Linked DNA regions of Homo sapiens: region 1 is linked to region 2. A link is a contact called in ENCODE Hi-C or POLR2A ChIA-PET data. All regions are on one chromosome and are shown on one strand. The core of a region is the stretch at or near the end of the contact, and the rest is flanking DNA. Distances in the headings are between cores, read along the strand shown.

What was found. A loop is a pair of places that touch in the nucleus more often than their neighbours do. ChIA-PET counts read pairs that join two places held with the same protein, here RNA polymerase II (POLR2A). Pooled maps may share reads with other maps.
Region 1: a loop to region 2 is called in a map of B cell, with 6 times the contacts of the local background. The contact joins the promoter of ZNF770 here to the promoter of GOLGA8B in region 2. A Hi-C loop is called at or near these places in 3 of 168 maps with a recorded cell type or tissue (B cell, CD8-positive, alpha-beta T cell and naive thymus-derived CD4-positive, alpha-beta T cell), 1 of 37 single-sample maps with no recorded cell type and 9 of 50 pooled maps. POLR2A ChIA-PET finds 5 or more read pairs at or near these places in 6 of 52 experiments (CD4-positive, alpha-beta T cell, HepG2, T-cell and 3 more).

Annotation. Positions count from the first base shown.
Region 1 is chr15:34,983,987-34,990,542 of GRCh38, forward strand. ZNF770 (zinc finger protein 770) reads right to left here and starts at 4,301. Exons shown (of 3, transcript NM_014106.4): 1 at 4,130-4,301; 2 at 3,571-3,687. It overlaps LOC105370764 (a long non-coding RNA gene), which reads left to right and starts at 4,372. Exons shown (of 5, transcript NR_188212.1): 1 at 4,372-4,498; 2 at 5,699-5,824. RefSeq lists enhancers at 1,164-1,816, 2,800-2,859, 2,940-2,989, 4,396-4,485.
Region 2 is chr15:34,579,153-34,585,898 of GRCh38, forward strand. It overlaps GOLGA8B (golgin A8 family member B), which reads right to left and starts at 4,499. Exons shown (of 24, transcript NM_001023567.5): 1 at 4,364-4,499. RefSeq lists silencers at 3,800-3,979, 4,010-4,239, 4,320-4,649 and enhancers at 4,772-5,273, 5,220-5,289, 5,274-5,774.

The DNA.
Region 1 (6,556 bases), core at 3,051-5,550, 400 kb after region 2:
ATTTAACATGAGTTATTCTCAATTACTTCTTTAGACCAACAAGGACAGTGTGGACTAGGAGAAAATTCACAGAAGACCTGGGTTCTAGTCCTGGATTTGCCACTATACGATCTTGGTGGTAGGAAGAAGGAAATACAGAGTTCTCATCTGTAAAATGGGGAAAAGGTCTCCTGGATTGTCTACCACCACAAGCTGTTGTCAAAAATCAATGGAGATAATGTATATGAATGTGCTAAAAAACAGTGAAGCAATACATAAATCTAAGGAACTATTTAGCTCAACACTAATCAAATTTTAAAATGTTATCCTTATCGTCTTAGTAACATTTTTAAGCGTTTCTCAATAAGAGATAAACCCACTGACTAAATTTACAGGTTTTAAAAATTTCTCACCTGGCGCCGTGGCTCACGCCTGTAATCCCGCACTTTGGGAGGCTGAGGCTGGTGGATCACCTGAGGTCAGGAATTTTGAGACCAGCCTGGCCAACATGGTGAAACCCCGCCTCTAGTAATAATACAAAAATTAGCCGGGTGTGGTAGTGCACACCTGTAATCCCAGCTACTCAGGAGGCTGAGGCAGGAGAATCACTTGAACCCAGGAGGCAAAGGTTACAGTGAGCCGAGATCGTGCCATTGCAATCCAGCCTGGGTGAGAATCCATCTCAAAAAAAAAAAAAAAATTCTCCTTTTCACTTTGTTGTGAAATTCCCAAAAGACAAGCATAGAGGTAATAAGATCGACAAATTGGTTACTTATATAGCTATCTATGACTAAGTAATTGAAACTTGAGTGTGCTTTGCCCATCAGGCAATATAGTAAAAGGGTCATTTTGGTCTTAAGCGTTAATATAAAGATTTAAAAAACTGGCCCAGTGCAGTGGCTCACACCTGTAATCCCAGCACTTTGGGAGGCCAAGGCAGGGAGATCACATGAGGCCAGGAGTTTAAGACCTGCCTGAACAACGTGGCAAAACCCCGTCTCGACTAAAAATACAAAAATTAGCCAGGCGTGGTAGTGCACATATGTTAATTCCAGCTACTTGGGAGGCTGCAGCACGATAATTGCTTGAACTGGGGAGGCGGAGGTTGCACTGAGCCAAGATTGCACCACTGCACTCCAGCTTGGGCAACAGAGCGAGAGACTGTCTCAAAAAAAAAAAAAAAAAAAAGTTTAGCAAGCACTTTCATAACTATCTTATACTCTATCTTCTATCAGAGAAGCCAATTTTCTTTTCATTATTACTTTACTATGGCACTGCCCTTAAATAAAGGAGTCAGAGATTTTTTCAAAAAAAAATTAAAAGCTGTGCTAGCTCTTTCAATATAATGTATCTTCTAGATCAGAGAGTTCTAAGTCTGGAGTTCTTTTGTCAGCTGATCTGGCAAACATCCAACAAACACGGTGTTACTATTTTCTCCTAGAAGATACCTTCAACCCCAAATCACAAACATACCCACTGTGGTTCTTTAGCAATGTGAATCAGAAACAGAAAAAAAAAATTACTGAACAAATATCTTTAGTTACTTTATCACAGTGTTTTTCAAACTGCAGGATATTACTCATTAATGGATTGTGAATTCAACTTAGCAGATCATGATCAGCACTTTGTTATTTAAAATAAGAGCGGAGGCTGGCATAGTGGCTCATGCCTGTAATCCCAGCACTTTGTGAGGCCGAGGCAGGGGATCACCTGAGGTCAGGAGTTCGAGGCTAGCCTGGCCAACATGGTGAAACCCTGTCTCTACTAAAAATACAAAAATTAGCTGAGTGTGGTGGTACATGCCTGTAATTTCAGCTACTTGGGAGGCTGAGTCAGGAGAATTGCTTGAACCCAGGAGACGGAGGTTGCAGTGAGCCGCCAAGATTGCACCACCACACTCCAGCCTGGGAGACAGAGCAAGACTCTCAAAAAAAATTTAAAAATAAATACATAAATAAAAATAGGGGATAAATAATAGTAGAAAGTATCAGACTGCATACTATATAGCAAGGATAAATATTGTTTTGTGAAACTTCTGTAGGAAGAAGTAAAAAAGTTTATGAAAGCTGTTCTTAACATGCCTCTTCATACTAGACAAAGGAACCTACAACAAATCGACCACTTTATTCAAAGTGGCCAAGTGATCTATTAAGGTGAGAAAGATAGGGGCCCATAGTATGAGACAAGATTACTAAAGAAAGCAAGTGTCTGGTTTTCTTCACTTGACCCATATTATTCCAAAATATTTATTTTAAATAAAAATCATCTAATTACAGGCCAAATGGAAAATGCCACATAAATCCACGCAAAATAAAACAATCTGACTGTAAGCCAGTATAGTAGTAAAATATATCATATAACCCAGATATCAATGTTAACCAACAATCAACTCTTGGTGCTATGAATATGCATTTTCAGTAGCTTGAATTAGAGAAATTAGAGGTGAACAAGCTCCAAAGTCTCTAAACATGCCGATACAGAGCAACAGTCATGATAATTAAAATTAAGTCATGAATCCAGTGAACTGCAAAGAACTTGGCAGCAATTAGGTGCCAAGGTAGTCAATCAGGACAATGAGTCAAACCAAAAGTAATCAAGCCTTTATTCACTTACTGTGACAGTGCAAGCAAGTGGTAAAAAGAGGCACTGGCTCCCCAGTGGTCTACTAAATACAAGGACACTGGGTGAGGGTCAGTTGATGCAGTGCATATGAGGTAATCCTCTCACTGAAAGGAGCCCCTAACAAAAATCTCCTGCCTCTTATGGAACTTCAGAATAGGAAAGGGAGGGGAAGGTCTAGGAGTGAAAGAAGCTGGGTCAAAAATGGAGAAAAGTGTCTTAGCCACGGTCCTTCCTAGGAGGGCCTCCAAATGGAGGTACCCAGGCTAGGAAAGAAGTTATGGGATTTGCATATCTAGCAGGAGGGGCAGGGCAAGTCCTTGACTGCAACCCCCTCCAGAAAACTGCAATGCACCGGCCCATATCGAGTATGGTGTGGGAGGACAGCTTGGCCCTTGAGGCCAGTCAGGCAAAGCCTGGTAATTGTCCAATGTCAGGACTGAATGATCACACAGGATTTTGGTATAAAGCCAGATTCAATTCCTTTTGTATGTTTCTTCTTCCCTTTAATAAATGCTTTCGTGGAACACGCCTAAAAGAAAAAAATCACACACCACAACTACCTCTGATTAAAACAGGGATTGGCTACCTACAGCTCCTGTACCAAAAAGGAGCTACGGTTAATCATCCATTGTTAGCACTAAGATTGGATAACTGTTGTCACTTGCCTCCCACCACGTGGAAAAGCACTTACTGGGAGCCCTAGATTGTTAGAACCATTAGTGGCAAGTGGTGATCCTATCTCCTGTTTATGAGAGTCAGGTTAGGGATCCTCACCTCACGCACTCATGGAGCTCCAAATCCCATTTCAACCGATTTTTGTTGATAACATAAAAATAAAAAAGACTGTAATTTTTCTTATCTTAAACTGAAATAAAAGAATAGTAGATCTGCTCAGTGGTTCAATCCAGAATTTATCCTGACAAGAACAAGATACTCTACGTGAAGACTGTAAAAACTGTAAAAACTGACCTCAATAATATCCAATGTTGCCTCAAGGCTGAAAGCCTGTTGATTTTCTTGTCTTGACTAGTACCATTAAAACGATGTGAGGATTTCACGAAAGTAAGCGAACAAGAAATGAAAGACCTAAGAGAAACACACACAACTTTCAGTTGGGGAATAATCTCCGGCGGCTGCTTCTGCCCCACTCGCCCCGGGCCCATTCTCTTGGCCTTGAACCCTCACCTCTCCCTCCCAGTGGACTACACTGGACAAAGGACACTGACACACAGTCCTCGTTCTAAAGGCCCACAACCAATAATAAGCACGTAATGGTCGAGCCGAGTCCAGAAACCACAAAATCCCACGCCAGGAAAGGAAGGGTAAGGGTAAAAACTGCTTTGGCTGCAGCCAGGATGAAAACGCCACATGTGATACAACCCACAGCAACAACAAAAAAAAATCCCTCTACGCCTTCCTCTCAAATTTCTGCTCCGCGTGAGACGCACTCAATAGGTGGGGAAGTGAGAAAGCAAAAGGAGCTCAGGAACTGAGGTTGTGGAGCCCCCGTTCTTGGGTCCCCAGGCACCTTGGCGGTATTGAGGCAGGTCCGACCCTCCCTGGGGGTCGCTCCACTTCTCAGTCGGGTTTCTGAAGTCCTCCTCACGCATCTGGAGCTGGCGAGGGCCCGGGAGGCACGCACCTCAGGCCCAGGTGCCGCGAAGGCAGCGCGCGCACGTCCGCAGGGCCGGCGCGGCAACGGGCTGAGCGCGCAGGCGCGGCGCTCTGGCGCGCCCAGGGACACAGTCCGGCTGGAAACAAGCTCCCCCCAATTTCAGGGCCGTTGTCGCCTCCGGGCGGTCCGCGGGTCCCGAGCGGACTGGGACTCTGGAGACGTGCCCCCAACCCCACCGCCATTCACCCTGTCATTGCAGGGGAGAGAACAGAATAAAGACGGGTACATTTTCCATCTCACCTCTGAACCTCGGTTAGGAAAACGCTGTAGCCCTGACTAGTGGGCTCAAGGGCCGACTGGAAAAGGGCGAGTCAGCGTTCAAAGCCGATTCGGGGCAGCCCTCTCTAACGCAGAGGGCCGAGGATAAGAAGACGACAATGTGTTAGGGGCCCTCCGGGCTAGGACTGTCCTCACCACTTTGTACATTGCCAAAGTAAATATAACGTAGAGGTCAAGCGCAGGCGCTTTGTGGGCAGACATGACTGAGCTCCACTCGCGACTCCTCTAATGGCGTGCCAGCTGCGGACCTCATTAGCCCCGCCTCAATCATTCAGTATGTTTTGGTTGTCTACAGTGTACGAAGCCCTGTTCTCACAATTAGATAAAATGAGTGTGAAGTGCTCAACATAATTCCTAGTGTAGTAGGCCTTCAAAGAACTATTATCATTATTAATTACTCATATAGAATACAACTTTATGAAATGATAGGATCCCATTTTAAGATGAGGAAAATGAGGCTATCAGAGACGTTAAGGAACTTAATGTCACACAGTTAATAAACGATAGAGGTGCGATTTGAACACAGGTTGTCTAATACCAGACCTGCATTTATAACTGCTGCTTCCCAAGTTATAGATATTTCAGCATTTTATGTAGTCACAATTGAAGACCAAATATTTAGTTACAGACTAAGTTGGCATGTTATTACTGAATAAGATGCTAAGGTATCTACTAAAGATTTTAAGTGCAAAAGGCATTAGAGAAGAATTTACTGTGGATTTTTTGCAGGTTCTGATTGTAATTGTATCACCTTGAGAAAGGAGGAAATGAAAGCAGATTATCAGGCATACTTTTTTAACTCTAAGCAACTTTTTGCATTACTTTCTAAGGACCATCAGCAACAAAAATCAATGGTTTCTAATGTTGATATATTTTCCTCTACCAAAAAAATTAAAGCAGCTGAGCCAACAAAAATTCTCTGTTTTGGATGTGTTAGCATGAGGAAATGGCGAATAGGAAATGAGCTTTTGCTTCTCATGTAGGAACCCTGAAGGAGTCAGATTTGGGAGGGGTTGAAGTCTGCTTCCAACAGAAGCAGGGGTGGAGAAGGGAAAGGAAAGACTTCTGGTGTCCTAAATGCTAGTCCCAAAGTGGGGATGCTGTTTGTCCGGATAACCCTTGTAAATCTGCTCCATTCTGCAGCTACTCCTGGGAAACTTAACTCAGCCAAATAATGCAAACAATTGCATCCATCATCAGCCACATCAGCCTTAGGAGATACATCCATATCATGAGAAAACACTACCTGAAATTGGGGACCACTGGAGGGTGAGATTCGTTCTTTATCCATTACCTGCAAAACAAATTGGCCTTTGCATGGAGAGTCTGAATATATATTGAGTGTGAAAGCAGTTAGGACTTGAATAGGCTATTCTCCAAGGCCACATGCCCCATGTCATAACCTCCCCCATTTACCGTGAGAGCTATCTCAGGAGCCTTCTGGAAAAAAAAGAGAAATTAACATGAATAAGAGTAATCAAGGAAGATTTCATTGAATATGTGAAATTTGAACTAGCAGTAGTGGGTAGACTATGAATAAATAAAAAATGTGGGGGCAGGACAGAACATGGTAGGGCAGAGGTGGCAGGGTGAAGAAAAGATAGTATGAGAATGAAAAATAAAGGGGGTGCATGACATACGTTTGAATTAGTATCTTAATGCTGCAGCTTACTAGTTGTGTCCTTAGAAGTTATTTAACCTAGGCTGGGCGCGGTGGCTCACACCTGTAATCCCAGCACTTAGGGAGGCCGAGGCGGGTAGATCATGGGTCAGGAGTTCGAGACCAGCCTGGCCAACATTGTGAAACCCTGTCTCTACTAAAAATACAAAAATTAGCCGGGCGTGGTGGCACGTGCCTGTAGTCCCAGCTACTCAGGAGGCTGAGGTGGGAGGATTGCTCTAGCCCAGGAGTTAAAGGCTGTAGTGAGCCGTGTTCATGCCACTGCACTCCAGCCTGGATGACAGAGCAAGACTCTGTCTTAAATAAATAATAATAAAAAT
Region 2 (6,746 bases), core at 3,249-5,748:
TTAGTGGCAGGGCCAGGCTGGAACTGAGCTCCTGTTACTCCAAATCCCATCCTCTTTTCTGACCTCCCAGTCCCTTTCTCATAAAACCAAAGCATCTTCTCCAACCAGGCCAGGACACACGCAGGAGAGAGTCAAGCAGGAGGAGGCTTCTGGAAGGGAAAGCAGAGTGGCTGAGAGCCCTGGAACAGAGTCTGACATTAGGTACAAGACAAGTTTGGAAAGATCCAGATGGAGTGGGAAGGGAATCTGGGCGTGGGGGTGCCTCCTTCCAAAGTGCATCCACATCCGAGGTGACTGCAGGGAGACGCAGCGCTGACTTTGGCAGCAGGGACCACCTGGGTGCAGAGAACCCAAACAACTGAAAATCCAAAAAGGAATCTCAGTGCACAATAAGAAAGCTCATTCTTTGGGCTGGTTACCTTCCCAAACACGTTCTCCTCTGGCCTATGTGAAACTGACGTTGCACAGTACAACTCTGCAGCTCTTTCCTGACTGCCCACTGAGTAAGGGTCTGTGCTACATTCTAGGAGGATCCAAAGGTGAACACAGCTGGGTTCCAGCTCTGGGACTCGGGAAAAGGAGGCACAGGGAGCAGGACATGTGCTGCAAGGAGACTACTGCTCCCGTGTTTCATTCACTCACTCATCCAACAACAGCACTAAGGCTCTGCTGTGTGCCAGGCACTTTTCTAGCTACTGGGGATCCAGAGGTGAACAAAGTCTTTTACATTTGAGTGATAAGAGACTGACAATAAACAAACAAGTACATAAATAACACACTGAATGTTGAGTACTAAGGAGAAACACAAAGCAAGGTTAACAAGAGAAGGGGAAGTAACGCTAATTTATGCAGGGCCATCAGGGAGCCGGCAATAGGTGAGGGGCTGGCCAGGTGGGCATCTGGGGGTGGCTGATGCCAAGGGGGTGGGAACAGCAGGTGCAAAGGCCTGGAGGCAAGAGTGGCCTGGCAAATCCGAGGACCAAGGGATAAGACGAAAGAGCCTACATTCAGTTAGGATCTCCGGGATGGACATGGGCCAAGATGACAGGTGGGGATGGGGTGGGGACAACCCAGGGCAGATCTGGGCAATGAGCCTGTCTGCCTGGAGCCAGGAGAGCCTGGAGGGACCATTCTTGGGAGCGAGTGGGAGAATTTGAGAAAAATCAGGCCGAGACACATGGATGTGGAGGGAGCACTGGAAAGCCACTGAAGGCCTGGGCAATGGTGTGTCACCATTGGGCCTGGGCCAACTTGCACAGCCCAACCTGGGAAACCTCACAGCCGGCACAGAAATCATAAAGCACACAGCAATGGCACCCCACCAGTACGCAGGGTTCCAGAGAGAGCCTGGCTGCACGACCTTGAGGTCACCTAACTCCCGGGCCTCCCTTGTGTGTCTGGACAGGGAGAGAGGGGAGGATTGGCTTCAGGAGAGGCGAGAAGCGACAGTGCCCATGACAGCTGACTCAGCCTGTGCCAGCAGGCTGCTCTGAGACATGAGCTGGACCCAACCCAGGCGGTGGGCAGCAGAGGGGTGGGGAGGAACTCTGGGAAAGGAAAGAGCCGGAGAAGCCTCTCTGTGGGCGCTCAGGCCAACCACCATCCAAGGGAACATTGAGCACCCCCAGCCCCTGCCAGGCACACAGGCTGCCTCCTGGTGAGCAACCATCTCAAACTTGACCTACACTGCAGAGGCCTGCCTGGTCATCAGTGGCTACCTTACACCCTACCTGTGTCTCCATGTTCCTAGTCCTCACGGCCACCTGGCAAGGGTGAGGAACTGAGACTGGGTTGAGGACACACAGCCTGTGAGTGGTACAGCCAGGGCCGCCACCCAGGCCCAGAGCTCTCTCCGTTTCTCTAAGGACCAGGCTGAAACGCAGGGCATGTGATCTCTGCCGAAGACATTGAAGCCACCCAGTGATGTGTGCAGGGCCTCGATCCCCACCGACCGCCAGTCCTGTCCTCCCCTGGACAGTAAAGGTTTCTCCAAGACTTCAGACCATGGTGTCACCTGAGGCCCACACCTGTTAAGTCACTGGGGCAGGTATGCGTGGCAGAGGACAGCGAGGAGTGCCGGAGAGGAGCTGAGGCCTGGAGGGGGCCTCTTCAGCCAGGTTCAACCCCCACTCTCCCCACTCCAACAGCCCTCACTGCAGCCACCGCGGCCCAATCCAAACAAAGCCCAGCCTTATGCCAACCTCACTATCAACTGTTTTTCCTCTGACTTCCTCAGTTTTGTCTGGGAAAAATCAAGGTGTCTTATCCCATCTCTAAGCTTCCAGGGGTGTGATCAGTGTCTTTTACAATTACCTTTTACTTTTATCCAGCATTTCTTAGCTCAGTTGGCAAACTGGATATTTATGCAGCTCCATTTCACAATCCATCCCCACCAATTATTCCTGTGAAACTAACATTTTGATTTTTTTTTTTTTAAAGGTTAGAGCTACTTAAGAAGGTTATGTAAACAAGTTAACCAGCAGGCCACAACTTGGGTCTGGGGTGTCAGAGAAAACATGCAAGGTGGAAGAGAATGAGGAGCTGACGGTCACCAGCTTTACCTCCTTCCAGCACCCACTCCTGCTCACACACACTCACACTCCGTGGGACTCAGCCTGCAGCTTCTCCCAGCCCAAGAGCCAGACAGTGGGGACGGGCACAGACCGCACTTCCTAACAAATGAGAGGGAAGACTTGGTGCCCCATTGCTACTGCCATCACCCAGTCCCAGCCCAGCCAGGGAGCCCACTCCAAGGGCCCCCCAACAGTACTGCTAGAGCCCACCGAGGGCTGCCGGCACACAGCTGCAAGGTCCAGCTTTATCTGCTCACGCCCTGGACACTGCCCGGAGCCCCAGCAAGTTCCACGTGTCCTTAACACCCCAGCCCTCCTGCCCCGCAGTTCCTAAGCTCAGGAGACCCTCTCCAGCCCAGGCTGAAGGGGGAGGCAGCCCCCACGGTCACCCAGGAATCAGCGCAGAGTGCAGGGCATCCTGGACTCCCCGGACTGGGAAACCCAGTTCCTGTCCCCCTGCGTAGTGGCCACACCTCTGGGAGGGGAGAAACCCCTGCCTCACCTCACTGGAGGGACCCTGACCCAGAGGCCTGAGAAAAAGCCACCTGCAGGCTCCTGGCAACTGCCAACCTGAACCTTAGGAAAACTTGTCCCACTTCAACCTGCAAAGCTCTCAGATCATTATTTCTAAAACCACTGTCCTTTCTCAACGAGGAAGAAAATAGAAACAAACAAACAAAAGCAGAAAGAGGCACAGGAGGTTGAAGAGGCCAGAGGCAGTTTAGCCCAAAAACAAAGTGCCAGACGCAAGATGCGAAGTTTGGGGCGCTTCATCCACCGCATGCCCGTTTAAGAGCTGACTGCACTCAACCACAGATTTACGTCTGGTGCCTGCCAGGTCGTATCTCAAGAGATCTGAAAAAATAAGCCTTTCTTCTGCCAATAAATACTAAGACTAGCAGGCCCCTCTAAGGCTCTGCTCTCCACTGGGGTACCGCAGGACAGGCCCCTCGGCGGGCGTTCCCCGCACCCTCCCTCCGCGTCGGCCCCGGGGAAAGGAAGTTCACCCCTCGCCTGGGCTTACCAATGCCCGCCGCCCGACCCATGGAGCCCTGCTTGGGGACTGGGGGCCTCGATGTTCTCCTTCACCATCTGCGGCCAGATCTCCCTCCAGCAGCCTTGCCAGGCAGTGCCTGGCCTGGAGAAGGGGCCCTGCCCCTTCCGGGGCAGGTCTCCGGGAGGGGCAGGTCCGCGGCGTGCCTCCAACCCGGCGCCTGCAGCCCCGGGGCAACAAGGTGTGGGGTTTTTAATTGAGAAGTTTTTCTCTCTGGGCCTTATTATACAGGAAAAGGGAAGGGGCGAAGATCCGGGCTCGGGTTCTCCCGGGGAAGCGAACCCAGAGGCGACCCCAAACTCAGTAGTTGCCGCCCAGCTCGGGGACTTGATGCCGGCGTCAAGCGGGGCAGCGGAACGCACCAGCGGCCCGGCCAGCCCAGCGAGATCCGAGCGGGCGGCCCCGCCAGACAGCGCCACTTGCCCGCGCCGAGAGTGGCCCCTCACCGCGGTGAGCCCCTCCCGGGATGCGAGAGTATTGCCTGGTCCCCGCCGCACCCGCCCGCCTGTCGTGGGAGGAGGATGGGCCGGTCCGAGAGGCGTAGGCCAGCCGGGCTGCACCCCTAGATCCCAGCGGCGGCCTCCCCGCAGCCCCGCCGAGTCCGGGGGGCAGCGCTCGGGAGCTCTTGGCCTGCAGCTTCCGCGCCGCCCCCCACGCGTCGGGGTCCCCGCGGCGCCGCGGGCGGCCCCAGGTTGCCGCCGCCAGGGAGTCAGGCAGCCAAGGTTCCCCAGCTTACCTGGCCAGGGCGCGGGGCTGCCCCGGTCCGCCGCCGTCCTCGCCCCGCAGCCGCCGGCTCCGTCCGGGAGGCTGAGCTCCTTGAGAGCCCGCACGTAGCGGCACACCGCGACTGCTAATTAGCCCGGAAGCTGAATAGCGGCGGGTACATACCGCAAGCGGAGTACGGAAAGCACGCAGGGCTGCCGCTACCTGGCGCACGCGCACTGAGCTGCGGCTGCCGAGCCCGCGCCCCGGTCCCTGCCGCTTTACCTCACCCGCTCTTGGATCACTGGGGCCGGGAAACGCTTCCCGGCGACACCGCGCGCGGGGAAGAGAGGGAAGAAAAAGATGCGTCCGTGCCGGGCGTTCACGAGGCCCTGCGGCCCCTGGCCCCGGCACTGGGACATCGGCAGGGCGGGCGGGTGCACCCAGGACCCGGGTCCAGCCGGGAGGATCTACGGGACCGGGGCTGGAACCCAGACGTTGGACGGCTCAGCGCCCCGAACGTCCCGGGCCCTGGGGAGCACACAGATGCCCGAAGCACGTCCCGGCCTTGCTGGCTGGGGAGTTGCAGGGGTCTGGTCTCGCGGGTAAAGCCGGTGAACGCGAGGCTCCGCATCCTGCCCCGGCCGCGGCGCTGCGCCCTGCTCGCTCTGCCCGGTGCAGCTGTAAGCGGGGACCTTAGAGCTAGGAACCCTCGGGGATCGCGGCCTCCGAAAGCCCCATCGGGCAGGGGAGGCCCCCTGCTGCCTCCCCACCGCAGCACCCCTAGGCGCATGCTGGACTCCAAGTCTTCCCTGCTGGTCCCCAGTAACCACCCTAGCACCCCATTTCTGATACTCTGCTGCTTTAGCCCCCAGCCCCAGGGCCTCACTCCAGGCCTTTCTCTCCTTGCTGTCCTGAATGGAGAGGACCCTGACCTCCGCGGGGCCCTGGGGAGCACACACTCCCAGACACTCACACACATCCCCAGGAGAGCCGGTCTTCCGCCCCCACAGCGCGAGAAATCGAAATCCCCTGGAGGCCCTGGGCGAAGGTCGTGCTGGAGACTCCGGTGTCACCTTCGGCCCTCTGGCCCTTTCATTGAGTCCCAGGCAGATGTGGTAAGCCGTGGGAGAGGCACAAGGTGCCTAGTCTGTGCAGAGTGGGACCTCAGCTGCCTCGCTCCCCCAAATCCTGGTGATTTGCCCTCGTTTTCTTTTCTCCTTGTGGCTGGACTAGGCGAAGCTGTGGCATGGGAAGTTCTGAAGACGGGGGGGGGGGCGGGGGGGAGGGGGAGCACAGAAGGACAGGGGGCCTGGGGGTTGAGGAGAGCCCATCTTCCTGCTGCCCTGAGGGCCTGACCTGAGACCCTGAGGAGAACGGGCTGGGGAAAACCAAATCCTGAGCTGCACTAGGGTTAGATACAGTGTGGACTTGGCCTCTGCACACCCTGAGCCTGAGTTAGGACAGCAGCTGTGAAATGAATGGGATTCAAGATGGGGTCTGATAAATCACATTTATATCCTCTTCTTCCATTCAACTAATGGATCAGTGTTTTTAAAAGTCTAAGCCACATAACAAAGAGGGCAGAAGGAAGTCGTTAGCAGATGAATGATTTCATCTGGAAGATGAAGAGGATTTAGAGATCTATGGGATAGATTCGAGGGCACAAGGCCAGAACATACGAAGAGGGTCTGGAGCCCGGGGGCGGGGGTGGCTGACCCGTCCGTCTGTGAGAACCTCAGGGAGCCTCCAGGCTCCAGTGCAGTGCAGGTATCACAGAGGGCAGAGTGGAAATGGGACTGGAACAGGTAGAATAAATGAAGATCCAGCATGGACAATTAATGCCCCTCCCCCCAAATCATGGATGCAGCCAGTCACTTACCCCAAAGAAAAAAATCAGAGATTCTCTCCAAAGAGAGTTGTGTACACTGCCTGGTGAGAGTGGGTGCTGCTAGTGTAGTTGTCGGTCCTCTGGAGGAAGCCTCCCTACCGTGGCATTTAAAGGTCCACCAGTGTAATGACTAGCTCCCACTCTAAGCTCTCCCCACATGCACATAACCACCATCAGCCTGTCCATAAAACTCCTTTAGATACGAAAGGAGAGAACGCCTATTTAATAAACGGTTCTGGGAAAACTGGCTAGCCATATGTACAAAGCTGAAACTGGATCCCTTCCTTATACCTTGTACAAAAATTAATTCAAGATGGATTAAAGACTTAAATGTTAGACCTAAAACCATAAAAAGCCTAGAAGAAAACCTAGGCAATACCATTCAGGACATAGGCATGGGCAAGGACTTCATGACTAAAACACCAAAAGCAATGGCAACAAAAGCCAAAATAGGCAAATGGGATCTAATTAAACTAAAGAGCTTCTGCACAGCAAAAGAAACTACCGTCAGAGTGAACAGGTAACC